Regions from separate parts of the Homo sapiens genome. Here region 2 is linked to region 1. A link is a contact called in ENCODE Hi-C or POLR2A ChIA-PET data. All regions are on one chromosome and are shown on one strand. The core of a region is the stretch at or near the end of the contact, and the rest is flanking DNA. Distances in the headings are between cores, read along the strand shown. Region 1 overlaps P3H2 (prolyl 3-hydroxylase 2). Region 2 holds the start of P3H2-AS1 (P3H2 antisense RNA 1).

Evidence for each region. A loop is a pair of places that touch in the nucleus more often than their neighbours do. ChIA-PET counts read pairs that join two places held with the same protein, here RNA polymerase II (POLR2A). Pooled maps may share reads with other maps.
Region 2: a map of posterior vena cava shows a loop between it and region 1 (3-fold over the local background). The contact joins the promoter of P3H2-AS1 here to the enhancer-like site in region 1. A Hi-C loop is called at or near these places in 14 of 168 maps with a recorded cell type or tissue (ascending aorta, cardiac septum, esophagus squamous epithelium and 7 more), 1 of 37 single-sample maps with no recorded cell type and 14 of 50 pooled maps. POLR2A ChIA-PET finds 5 or more read pairs at or near these places in 7 of 52 experiments (A673, AG04449, Caco-2 and 4 more).

Annotation. Positions count from the first base shown.
Region 1 is chr3:189,978,079-189,983,944 of GRCh38, forward strand. It overlaps P3H2 (prolyl 3-hydroxylase 2), which reads right to left. Exons shown (of 15, transcript NM_018192.4): 8 at 4,968-5,062. Among named protein-coding and RNA genes, the nearest start is that of P3H2, 140 kb to the right of the region's middle. Within about 2 kb of position 3,738, at least 5 of the 41 ENCODE cell types and tissues checked have a DNase peak (open chromatin) inside an H3K27ac peak, as active enhancers do; they include PC-9, where a contact is called at or near this core.
Region 2 is chr3:190,118,781-190,124,646 of GRCh38, forward strand. P3H2-AS1 (P3H2 antisense RNA 1) reads left to right here and starts at 2,184. Exons shown (of 4, transcript NR_126419.1): 1 at 2,184-2,309. It overlaps P3H2 (prolyl 3-hydroxylase 2), which reads right to left and starts at 2,117. Exons shown (of 15, transcript NM_018192.4): 1 at 1,472-2,117. The coding sequence starts at 1,951. RefSeq lists silencers at 1,594-1,673, 1,884-2,113, 2,060-2,354 and an enhancer at 2,324-2,503.

The DNA of each region.
Region 1 (5,866 bases), core at 2,488-4,987:
AAGAAATGTTCCTTCAAGAAGAAAGATAAGATACTTGTAGATTCACTGAAAAGCATCTGCTAATAAAAACTCAAATAGAAATGAAAGACAGATGAGAGATTTAGTGAATTAAGTTGGTTTATACTTTGCCAAGTTTTTCTCTTTTTCTACATTGAAGATGTATTATTTTAAACATAATTAGCTTATTTTCAAAATATGATTTTGAAAGTTAGCAAAAATGAAATATTTAGGAAAATGTCTACCAGTCTTAAGCTCCATTATAAGTATGTATTATCATTACTATCGTTATTGTTGAATTAATAAGCTACACCTGGAATACTGTGTTAAGTTCTGATTGAGACACCTTAATAAGCATAGAGCCTTAAGAGAAGGCTACTGGGATATTGACAATTCTCCTAGCATTCCACAAGTAACATGCAAAGATCAAGTGAAGGAAGAATGTAACATGGAGTCTTCAATATCTGAATCTTGGGTTCCGGGAGAATCTGCATTAGAAATATGCCTTTCATGTAGCTAACATAATCATTAATATTACTAAGTGTAGAATTTTACACAGATATTTTCCACACGTACATTTAACAAAAACGACCCATCACCCATCAACTAACCAAAGGAAAAAAAAAAAGACAAATGAAACCCTATCATTCAACAGGCAAGTCAACCAGCCTCCATATGACTACCAGTCTTAAGCTGGTAGCTTAATGACTAGTAGCACACCAGACAGAGGAAAACATTAAAATAAAAATAAAAATGTAGTCCAATAAATTGTGGTTTCTGGGGCCTGATTTGATGGCTTCAGCCAATTCTTAACCACAGCCCAAGAAGATTTAGTCAAACAAGTTAATTCTTCCCTCGTTTATAAAGTATGTGCCTGGCTCTGACTCTCTGGTTGCAACAAGAAGGGATCATCTAAGAAAGTACTCCCTTGTACTCACTGTCTGGCTCATGGCAAGAAGAATCACTTTATCAGAAATTCGATAGTGTCATACAAAGCATGATGGTGTAGGCAGGCTAACAATCCCTATATGAGTACAGCCTTTTACAGTTAAAAAAACAAAAAAAGGGCAAGGCACGGTGGCTCACACCTGTAATCCTAGCACTTTGGGAGGCTGAGGCGAGCAGACTGCCTGAGCTCAGGAGTTCAAGACCAGCCTGGGCAACACAGTGAAACCCCATCTCTACTAAAACACAAAAAAAAAATTCGCTGGGCATGGTGATGCATGCCTGTAATCCTAGCTACTTGGGAGGCTGAGGCAGGAGAATCACTTGAACCCAGGAGGCAGAGGTTGCAGTGAGCCAAGATCGTGCCACTGTACTCCAGCTTGGGCAACAGAGTGAGGCTCTGGCTCTAAAATAAAAAAAAAGAAGAACTTTTTATGTTTACCATCTTAAAACAGTTACTATCCTTCTTTTATAGATAAAAATCATAGGGCCCAGAAAAATTGAGTCACTAGATCTTCATCACTGTGGAGCATATCAGAATAAGATAATCCCAGAGACTAAGCCTCCTGATTCCAAGTTTATTCCCCAACATTGTTTCTACTATCCCCCTACTGACTCTGGAATCATATCCAGCACAACCTTTAAAAATCTGGTGGGTGGGCTGAGCACAGTGGCTCAGGCCTGTAATCCCAGCACTTTGAGAGCCCAAGGCGGGTGGATCAACTGAGGTCGGGAGTTCAAGACCAGCCTGACCGAGATGGTGAAACCCCGTCTCTACTAAAAAAAAAAATGAAGAAATTAGCCTGGCATGGTGGCATGCACCTGTAGTCCCAGCTACTCGGGAGGCTGAGACAGGAGAATCACTGGAATCCAGGAGGCAGAGATTGCAGTGAGCTGAGATCGCACCACTGTACTCCCGCCTGGGTGACAGAGTGAGACTCTTGTCTCAAAAAATAAAAATAAAAAAAAAATCTGGTGAGTGAAAGGAGAATGGACAAGTGACAGCAATGTTTTTTAGTGAGTTTCCATATCACGCATGTTTCATGGACTGAAGCCACTGTGGGATGTAAGTAGCCCTGGGTCACCCCATCTTAATGCTTAGGAGCTGTCCAGTAGGAATAATACAAAATACTAAACACTGATAGGCATCCAGAGTAGATGACAGTCTCTTTGGGGAAGATGAGAAAAGCTGAAGTATACTCTATTCTGCGACACATGCCTCCCTGACATCCCCTTTTAGTCAGATTAAGATATGAAAATGTTGCTGGGCGTGGTGGCTCATGCCTGTAATCTCAGCACTTTGGGAGGCCGTGGCGGGAGGATCACAAGGTCAGGAGTTCGAGGCCAGCCTGGCCAATATGGTGAAATCTCGTCTCTACTAAAAATGCAAAAATTAGCCGGGTATGGTGGCATGTGCCTGTAGTCCTAGCTACTCAGGAGGCTGAGGCAGAAGAATCGCTTGAACCCAGGAGGCGGACGTTGCAGTGAGCTGAGATCACGCCACTGCACTCCAGCCTGGGGGACAGAGCGAGACTCCATCTCAAAAAAAAAGAAAAAGAGATATGAAAGTGTTTTCTGGTTGGAAACTTTGTATCTATCTACAACTGTTCTTAATTTAGATCCTAATTAGGTATCTGACGACTGGACAACAGGCTTTTTAGTTATGATATAATAAGAAATATACTGGTTTTTATCCCTTGTTTCTAGCACAGAGCTCCCAAATCCCTTGGAATTTCCCAAGGGATAAGAGTGTCCTTTTTTACTTATAATGAGATCCTTTTGATCACACTTAAGTTTATGCTGATGAGATGAATTAGGGTAGGGCCCCTAAAAAGATTCAGAATGGGGCTGGTCACCAGAAAGACCAAGTGATTAGGAAAGTGAAACTTTTAGCCCCACCCACAGACCTCTGGGAAAGGAGTTTGGGGCCTGCAAATTAAGCTCTATAAAAACTCTTGAACAACAAGATGTGATGAGCTTCTAGGTTGCTGAGCACGTGGAGATGCTGGGAGGGTGGTTTGCCCATGGAGGGCATGGAAGCTCCTCCTGCCATCCCCCCATACCTTGCCCTATGTACCTCTTCATCTAGCTGTTCATCTGTATCCTTTATAATAAACCAGTAAACACAAGAGTTTCCTGAGTTCTGTGGGATGCTCTAGCAAATTAACCTAACCCAAAGTCAGGATCATGGGAACACTGGTTTGTAGCTGGTCAATGAGGGGTTGGTCAGAAGTATAGGTAACAACTTATACTTGCAATTGGCATCTGAAATGCCAGTTGTGGGCTAAGCCCTTAACCTGTGGGATCTGACACTATTTCCAGACAGACAGTGTCAGAACTGAATTGGATTAGTTCACCCTCAGTTGCTATCCACTGGAGAATTACTGGTGCATGTGGGTAAAACCTCACACACATCTGGCCACAGAAGTATTCTGTATTGAATGAATATGAGAGTACGGTAGGTAAAAAAAAATTTTTTTTTTCCTTCAGACCAGTAGGTTCCCAGAAAACATTCCATCCTACAACCCATTAGCCACTTCGTCCTAGACAATTCTGTGGAAATGGTAGATTTGTGTAGCCCAATTAATCATGATCCTTCTCTATCACACGTAGTCTTCTGTTCTGCTCTTCTATTAACCTTCTAGTCAGTTGCTGGACACCAGATTCCCTGGTAGCCAGGGGAAAAAAATGCTTTGAAATTTGGCAACTGTCCTGGAGTTTCCCAAACATTTACAGCAATGTGTTGGCTTATTGGCATGAACTTCCTGGGTGATTTCTCAGCCTAAAAGGCAACATGAACTCTGGCTGACCATGAAGCTCTCTGGCATTTGTAAAACAGCTTGGGCTTTGTGGCTGCAAACTGAGGTCCAGGTCAGATTAGATGAGCATATTATCCTGTTTACTGGTTCAAAACTGACTTGGAAGCTAAGGAAGGAAAGGGATGGGAAATGTGAGAGCTGTAGAGAGCCAAAAGTTTTCAAATCAGAGGAATGTGCTGACAAGATCTCCTGGGGAAAGAAGTACTGTACAGCTTCCCAATGCAGCACTTTGAAAGCCTCTTGTCTTGCAATTCTTTCATCAATAGGTGATATATTTTTGATATCTACACAATTCTATGTTTCATGCAGCAGGTGAAGAAGAGAAAATGGGATTTCGGGTCAAATGTCTGGGTTCAAATGCCTGTTCAACCTGTTCTGAGCTTCTGAGACTTCAGAGAAGTCATTAAATCTTCCCACATGAGATGCTGTTAGTATTAAAATAGTATGCAAATAAATTGTGTGCAAATTTGCTGGGAAATCATAAAACATATAGAAATAATAATTGTTAAGAATTAACCACTGCTGTTAGTATTACTATTGCTAATAGTTTTTATTAATATAACAATGCTTGGCTCTACTTAAAAACTGTTTTTGGCAACACTCCACCTGTTGTCTCTACTAATTTTCATCTTACATAAGTAGGCACATAATGTTCCGCTCGCTTCGTCTCTGTGCCTTTGCTCCGTTTCTTTTAACCACTAGAATGGTTCCCTCTACATCCATGCATCCTACTACATTCTGCTTTCTCTAAAGGCCCTGCTCAGATCTATGTGCTTCAAGCATCTAAGGTTAACTAATCTAATATCCCATGTGGCTGGTCTCCTCTCCAAGTTCCTCTGATATACAGTCTGTCCCACACTACCTAGCTCTTACTGACTGTGTAACAGAAGTAAACCATAGGAAATTGCTAAGCCTCCGGTATTCTGAGAATGGTGATGACCATGCAAGTTTCCTTGGGAAACAGATGAGGGAGTGAATTTGGAGGCTTTTTCTTTTTTTCTTTTTTTTTGAAACCCATGGTAATAATACACAAATCTAAGACTTTTTTTTTTAAGTCTTGCTTTCAGACTATTAGGGAGTGTAGTAGCTTAGTCTTATTCTTTATTTTCTAGAGAAAGTGGGTTCTTCCTTGATCTGGAAAAGAACTGGTCAAGCCCCATCTTCCCCTTCCCCTCCTTTATAGGGTAAAAGTGCACAGCTACTTACCTTCTCTTAGGTCTCGATCTATCTTGGGTGATAGCTTTTTTCCCATTGAGAATCCATGAACTTCTGCTCCCTCTACGTTCACTCCTGAAGGGACCCTGCCCATTCAAAAAATTTAAAATGGCAATTTGTCATTGAATAACGATGTTCAAAGGCAAAGAATACTTTACCAAGGTAGTCTGTGACTCTATATTGTGTATTTTATTGTAAACAAGTTCACCTGTCTTTTAAAGTCAAATTAAATGTCACTGCCTCTAGTAAGTTCTCTATTTCCTCGGTGAGTTTGCCTTATTTCACTCCTCTAAATCTTCTTAGCAACCTTTATTACAATTAATTGTATGCATAACATAACTCTCTTCAGATTAGACTCTAATCTCAAGTAGGAAAAAAATTATCATGAGCATCTTTATAATGCTCAGAGTGTCCAATGGGGCCTGGAACATGGAGTGCATCATTGAACAACTGTTGAATTGAAATAAATTATGTCATAATGTAGTAGTTCTTGACTATTGTGAAAAGAAGACACAGGTTTGTCATATGCAAACACACAAATGATAGCAGGCTGTTCTTTATATACGTAAAAATCAAACAAATCCAAATGTGTATATACATTCTTGGATCTCTCGAAATAATTTTATGCCACCCAAGGGTTGAGTTTTTGAAGCCTCGTGAAAGACTTCAAGATTCTAAATAAGAAGATCTGGATCTGTCCTTCCTTTGTGATGAGACTCTAAGCAAGTTGCTTGCCTTGTCAGGGCCTCAGGTTCCCAATTTGAAAATGAATAAGCTGGACCATGTGATCTCAAGCAGGTGTTTCTAACCTTCTGAGTTTCAGTCCTTTAAAAAGATGTAAATTGACTTTTGTCATTTTTAAATAATGAGCTTTCTTGGGGGAAGGGGAG
Region 2 (5,866 bases), core at 934-3,433, 140 kb after region 1:
GTATGTACTTTCATCTCCTTAGAAACACAGCCTGGTCCAGCCGTGCTCACGCCTATAATCCCAGCACTTTTGGAGGCGGAGACGGACGGGTCACCTGAGGTCAGGAGTTCGAGACCAGCCTGGCCAACATGGTGAAACCCCTTCGCTACTAAAAATACACAAACACACACAAAAATTAGCCCGGCATGGTGGTGCACACCTGTAATCCCAGCTACTCAGGAGGCTGAGGCAGGAGAATCGTTTGAGCCCGGGAGGCGGAGGTTGCAGTGAGCCCAGATTGCACCACTGCACTCCAGCCTGGGTGACAAGAGCAAAACTCCGTCAAAAAAAGAAAAGAAAAGGAAGAGAGGAGAGGAGAGGGGAGGGGAGGGGAGGGGAGGGGAGGGGAGGGGAGAGGAGAGGAGAGGAGAGGAGGGGAGAGGAGAGGAGAAAAGAAAGCAAAGCAGAGCACAGCAGAGCAGAGCAGAGCAGAGCAGCCTGGTCCATTGGCTAGCATGAACAACCAACCCCAAAGCTTCCACTTTTCCGGTAGCTGTAGAAGATACATTGATATATTAACACAGAAAACGAGAAAGAAGGGTTAAGAGTGTCAATTTGAAGGAAAATTGGGTGAGTGGCAGTGGAGGTTGAAGAACTCATTCAAATTCCCTCTGCTGAAGCATCCAGAGAGATCTTCAAAGTTATGGATGTGAACAATATGTCAATATGCATACTATACCTCCTGACGCTAACTTTAGGCAAGTTAGGCATACAAAAATAAAACTAGAAAGAGAGGACTGATGCCTAGTAACCCAGTCCAATGCATACCACCAGAAAACGTAAGCCCTCTATCAAAGGAGAAAAAGTCAACACTTAGGGTGGATACTTTGACTGAGACTGCCTCAAACAGCTTCGCCTCCTCCAAGCATACCTTCTCTTTAACCTTTGATCTTTACTTTTTTGTAGGTGAAGGGGAGAAGAGAGAGAAATTTGTTTTGGAACAGGTCTTTCAACTTCACTATTTTGAAGATTCTTTTAAACTTCAGAGAAAAGGTGCAGACTACAGTATAGGAAGGATAAGAGAGAGGAGACAAAAGAAATGGGAAGTGAGAAGGGAGAAGAGAAATGGGAAGTGAGAAGGGAGAAGAGAAATGGGAAGTGAGAAGGGAGAAGATAAATTGTACTAGATTCAGCTTTGTCAATGCCTCATGAATTAGTGCTGAATGGGTACTTTAAACATCACCTTATCAGGACAGTCCTCTTTTTGAGAGAGAAGCTGGCTCTGAGAAAGAGAGAAAAAGACTTGTCCAAGTTAATCAATTGTTGCATACAGAGATAGGGCCACCAGATATCTGGATTCACAAACTGAGACACATATTTAAGGAGACCCAATTCGAAAGACTGAACAGAGATGACGGGGGCAGCAGGGAGGGCTCAAGAGAGCGTGTGAGAGCCGCAGGGGCTTTGCAGTGGAGGAGCGCTCTGTGGGTACCTTGATGTAGGCCCGCTGCAGGTAGTTGTAGGGCACTCTGCGCTGGAAGTCGCTGCGCACATCCTCGCTGACGCGGTGGCGGGATGCGGGGCCCCCGAGGCGCTGGGTCTCACAGCTGCGATAACAGCGCGCCCGCCCCAACAAGGAGCGGAAAAGGGGCAGCTCAGCGCCGGGGCCCTCGCCGGGGGGCGGGGGCGGGAGCGGGTGGCGCGCCGCGCAGTGGCGGGCACAGCGCGTGCGGATTTCCCGCAGGCGCCGGTGGCTGCGCAGCGCCGCTTCCAAGTCGCGCACCGCTCGCTCGTAGTCTCCGCTGTAGTAGGCGGCCGCGCCGCTGGCGTAGAGCAGGTCGAAGGGCTGCAGAGGCCCGGGCTCCAGCTCCAGCTCCCGGCGTGGGCTGTCCGGGGGGCCGCCCCACAGTGGCGGCGGCAGTAGCAGCGGCAGCAGCAGCAGCAGCGGCGGCGCCCAGATGCGCTCCCGCATCCTCCGCCTCAGAGAGGCGCGGGACGGTTACGCTCGAGAGGGCTTCGGGGCACCTCGCGTCCGGGTCCCCTCTCCCACCTTCCCTCGGGGAAGCGCGCCGACTCCGCCGCGATCTGGCCGCTCCGCGAGCCCCAGGTGACCGCCGGCGCTCCGCGTACTGAGAGGCGGAGGCCGTGCCTGGCCAGCCGCTCTTAAAGGGACGCCCACAGCTCACACGCTCCTCCTGCTGCCTGAGACTCCGAGAGCCGCTCTCCCAGGCTCCCCGCTGCAGCGGCGGGGCTGCCAGGGGCGGCACACTCCAGCGCCAGCCAGAGAGCTAGCGCCGCTTGAGGCCGGCCGGGGACGAGGCGCTTTACACGTGAGCTCCCTTCTGGTTGTACAAGTGGATAGTATTAGTCTTCTTTTTGGGAAATAAAGAAAATCCAGCTTAGCAAGGTTAGGGCCTTAATCATATTCTGGAATCTCTGTATGGCCTCGCAGTTTGCAGAGTGCTTCACCTTCTAAATGAAGCCTGGAGCGCCATTTCAGACTGAATCAAACCGTAGATGCCATGTGTACCTACGCAACAAATCTGCGCATTCTGCACGTGTATCCCGGAACGTAAAGTTAAAAAAAAAAAGAATAAATAAATAAATAAATAGAAAAAAAACCCATAGAGGCCCTGTAGGCCCAGATGCGGAGGTTTAAGAAGATAAGTGATTTGCCTAAATGCATAGAGCTGAGAAGTGGCAAAGGACGGACCCAACCCAGGGCCTTTAGAACCAAAGCTTACCGCTTCTTCTCTTGGGGAAGGTTTCTCCCTTACCTTTTCGTCCAACTTGGTGTGGATGTGTGTCCGGGCATTGGATCAGGGCGCTGGGCCAGGGGAAGAACAATATATAGCCTGCCTTTCCTGTGCAGCCCGTGGTTTTACAGGGCCCAGAGAACCTTTGGAGGCAGGAGGAGCTGTACTCGCATTCTGGCTCCGTCCGTTTACCAGCTGTGTGACCTTGGCAACTGAGGGCCTCAGTTTCCTCATCTCCTAAACAGCCAGACGCCTAACACGTAAAATGCTATTCAGAAAAAAATTCTTGCTGTGGGCCAGGTGCAGTGGCTCACCCCTGTAATCCCAGCACTTTGGGAGGCCAAGGCGGGTGGATCACCTGAGGTCAGGAGTTCGAGACCAGCCTGGCCACCATGGCAAAACCCCGTCTCTACTAAAAATACAAAAATTAGCTGGGCGTGGTGGCACGTGCCTGCAGACCCAGCTACTCAGGAGGCTGAGGCAGGATAATTGCTTGAACCTGGGAGGTGAAGGTTGCAGTGAGCTGAGATCATGCAGCCTGGGTGACAGAGTGAGACTCCGTCTCAAAAACAAAAAAAACAAAGAAAAAGAAAAGAGAGGAGAGGAGGGGAGGGGAGGGGACGGGAGAGGAGAGGGAAATTCTTATTCTAAGAGTTGAACAAAGAGGCAATTTAGTATATCCCTTACCTCAAGGAATTAAGCAATCTGCATCAATCTAGGAATGAGAAAGCTGACAGAAATGGTTGCCAGATTCCAAACGACTAGCTGGAGGCTTCCTGTTCCTCCCCTTCTCCTCTGTCACGAATACATTCTTAGCCAAGGTGTTCCCCTCTTTCGTGTTCCTTGGCTTCACACTCTCACAAGAATATTGGTTGGACCCTGGATCCCAGCCTGCCTCCTGGAGGCATTTCTGTGGTCTTCTAGTGCCTGTGAGAATCTCATCAGTCTTTCAGCCCCTGCAATGGTGAGCAGAGGGACAGGCAATGGGAAAAAGACTCACGCATGTATCTAGTTGCTATGATTTTTCCGAAGAAGGCTTTTATGTGGAATCACCACTACGCTGAGGGGCTTGCCAGAGATTCATGCTGATTCCTTCATTCATTTTGTTAGGTTTGACCACTCAGGCCATGAACAGCCCTGGCTGTGTAATTCCAAGAGACACTGATGAATCATGCTCTTTTTTTTTCCCACCAAACGTTACTAATTCGGCTCATATCACTGATGAAAAAGCTCCAGTTTGGAGCTGAATGTATATTGAATGCCTTGGATGGTCAGTGTTCCAGAATTAGCACATCAGTCATCTGCCCAGACTTTTTCTCTAGAGATTGTCTGTTTTCAGATAAAGATTTTGGAGTCTAGTCCAGGGTTATCAGTCCACTTGTGGAAGGTTTTGAAGCACATCAGGATAGGAACTCCTGCTGTGGGACTGAGGGCAAAGTGCCAGGATACCTTGCTACATTCTATTTGTACATTTGGTGACATTTCTACATCATTTAATATATTTCAATTAAATTAACAATTTTTGATGCCTACTCTTAAAGTAAATATTCTAGGTGAAAGAGAAGATAAGTCAGGATTCTTACCTTTGGGAAGCTCACAGTACTGTATAGGAAACAAATTTGATATATATAATGTATACAGCTATAATACAAGGTAGAATGTGGTACGTGTTAGATTAGATTGAAAGTGTTGGCCGGGCGCAGTGGCTCACACTTGTGATCCCAGCACTTTGGGAGGCCGAGGCAGGTGGATCACCTGAGCTCAGGAGTTGGAGACCAGCTTGGCCAACATGGTGAAATTCCGTCTCTACTGAAAATACAAAAATCAACTGGGCGTGGTGGCAGGCACATTTAATCCCAGCTACTCAGGAGGCTGAGGCAGGAGAATCACTTGAACCCGGGATGCAGAGGTTGCAGTCAGCCAAGATCGCGCCATTGTACTCCAGCCTGAGCCACAGAGTGAGACTCAGTCTCAAAAAACAAAAAGAAAAAAAAAAAAGAAGAAGAAAGAAAAAAGAGCTCTGGGAACACAGAGGTTACAAAGATAGCTTCTGGCTAGAAGGATCTAAAAAGACTTAGGGAAATAATTGGCATTAGCACACAGTCAATAGCCTATAGAATGCAACCACATCCTACTGATTGCCAAATTGGCCAGGTTCTTTCAAGCCTCTTGTATGTCCTACTACCTTATTTCTTATATCTTACTACAAGTAGTAAGTAAGTAATATGCCTTGTATTACTACCTTACGTACAATCTCTGCCTGACTTGAGAGAAACTATTCATTGACAACTCAAATTTGCTTGAACATTAGAATCACCTAAGAAGTGTCTGGCTTCTGCTCTGAAAGATTCTGATTTATTGGTCTGGGATATGACCTGAGCGATGGGATTTTTAGAAGTTTCCCAGGTGATTATAATACGAAGCCAAGGTTGAGAACCACAGGTCTACAGCTAATGCCACAGCCCAAAGAATAAGTCTATGAGTTGGGGTTCCAGGTGCTGTGTAGAATTCATGAGTAGGTAGGGTTTGGAGAATAGGTAGGGTTTTGTGTAATCCCCCAGATATTCCCTCCCAGGAAAGCCAATCTGATCTGCTTTTTAAGGCTGGATCAGGACAAAAAGTTCATGACCTTATGGTAATAAGAGCCATGCAGTGCCAAGAAGCTGATTCCAGGTCATGCTGTCCCAGTGGTACTTACTCAATGTTGGAACAGACAGTCATCCACGAGTCTCTTATACTCCTGAACTTCTCACAGAGTGTGCCAAGAATGTACTTTTTCCTTAAATAATTAACTGACTTCCATCTCAGAGTTCCGGATTCACTAAACCTGGGGTGGAGCTTTCAAATTTGCATTTCTAACTTGTTCCTTGATGATGTGCTGCCCATACTTTATTATCTGATTTCTTAGGAACAATGGTTCTAAAACTTCGTTGTGTTGTGAAAAAGCTAGTAAGATCGTGGAGACCCTGGATTTTTGAACTAGAATCTAGTCTGGGCCTTTATATTTTTACCAGTTTCTCAGGTGATGCAGATACTAACCAAAGGTTAAGATTCACAGCTTCAGTTAGAGCAGTGGTTCTCAATTGAGAGTGATTGTACTCCCCAGAGGACATTTCACATTATCTGGAGGT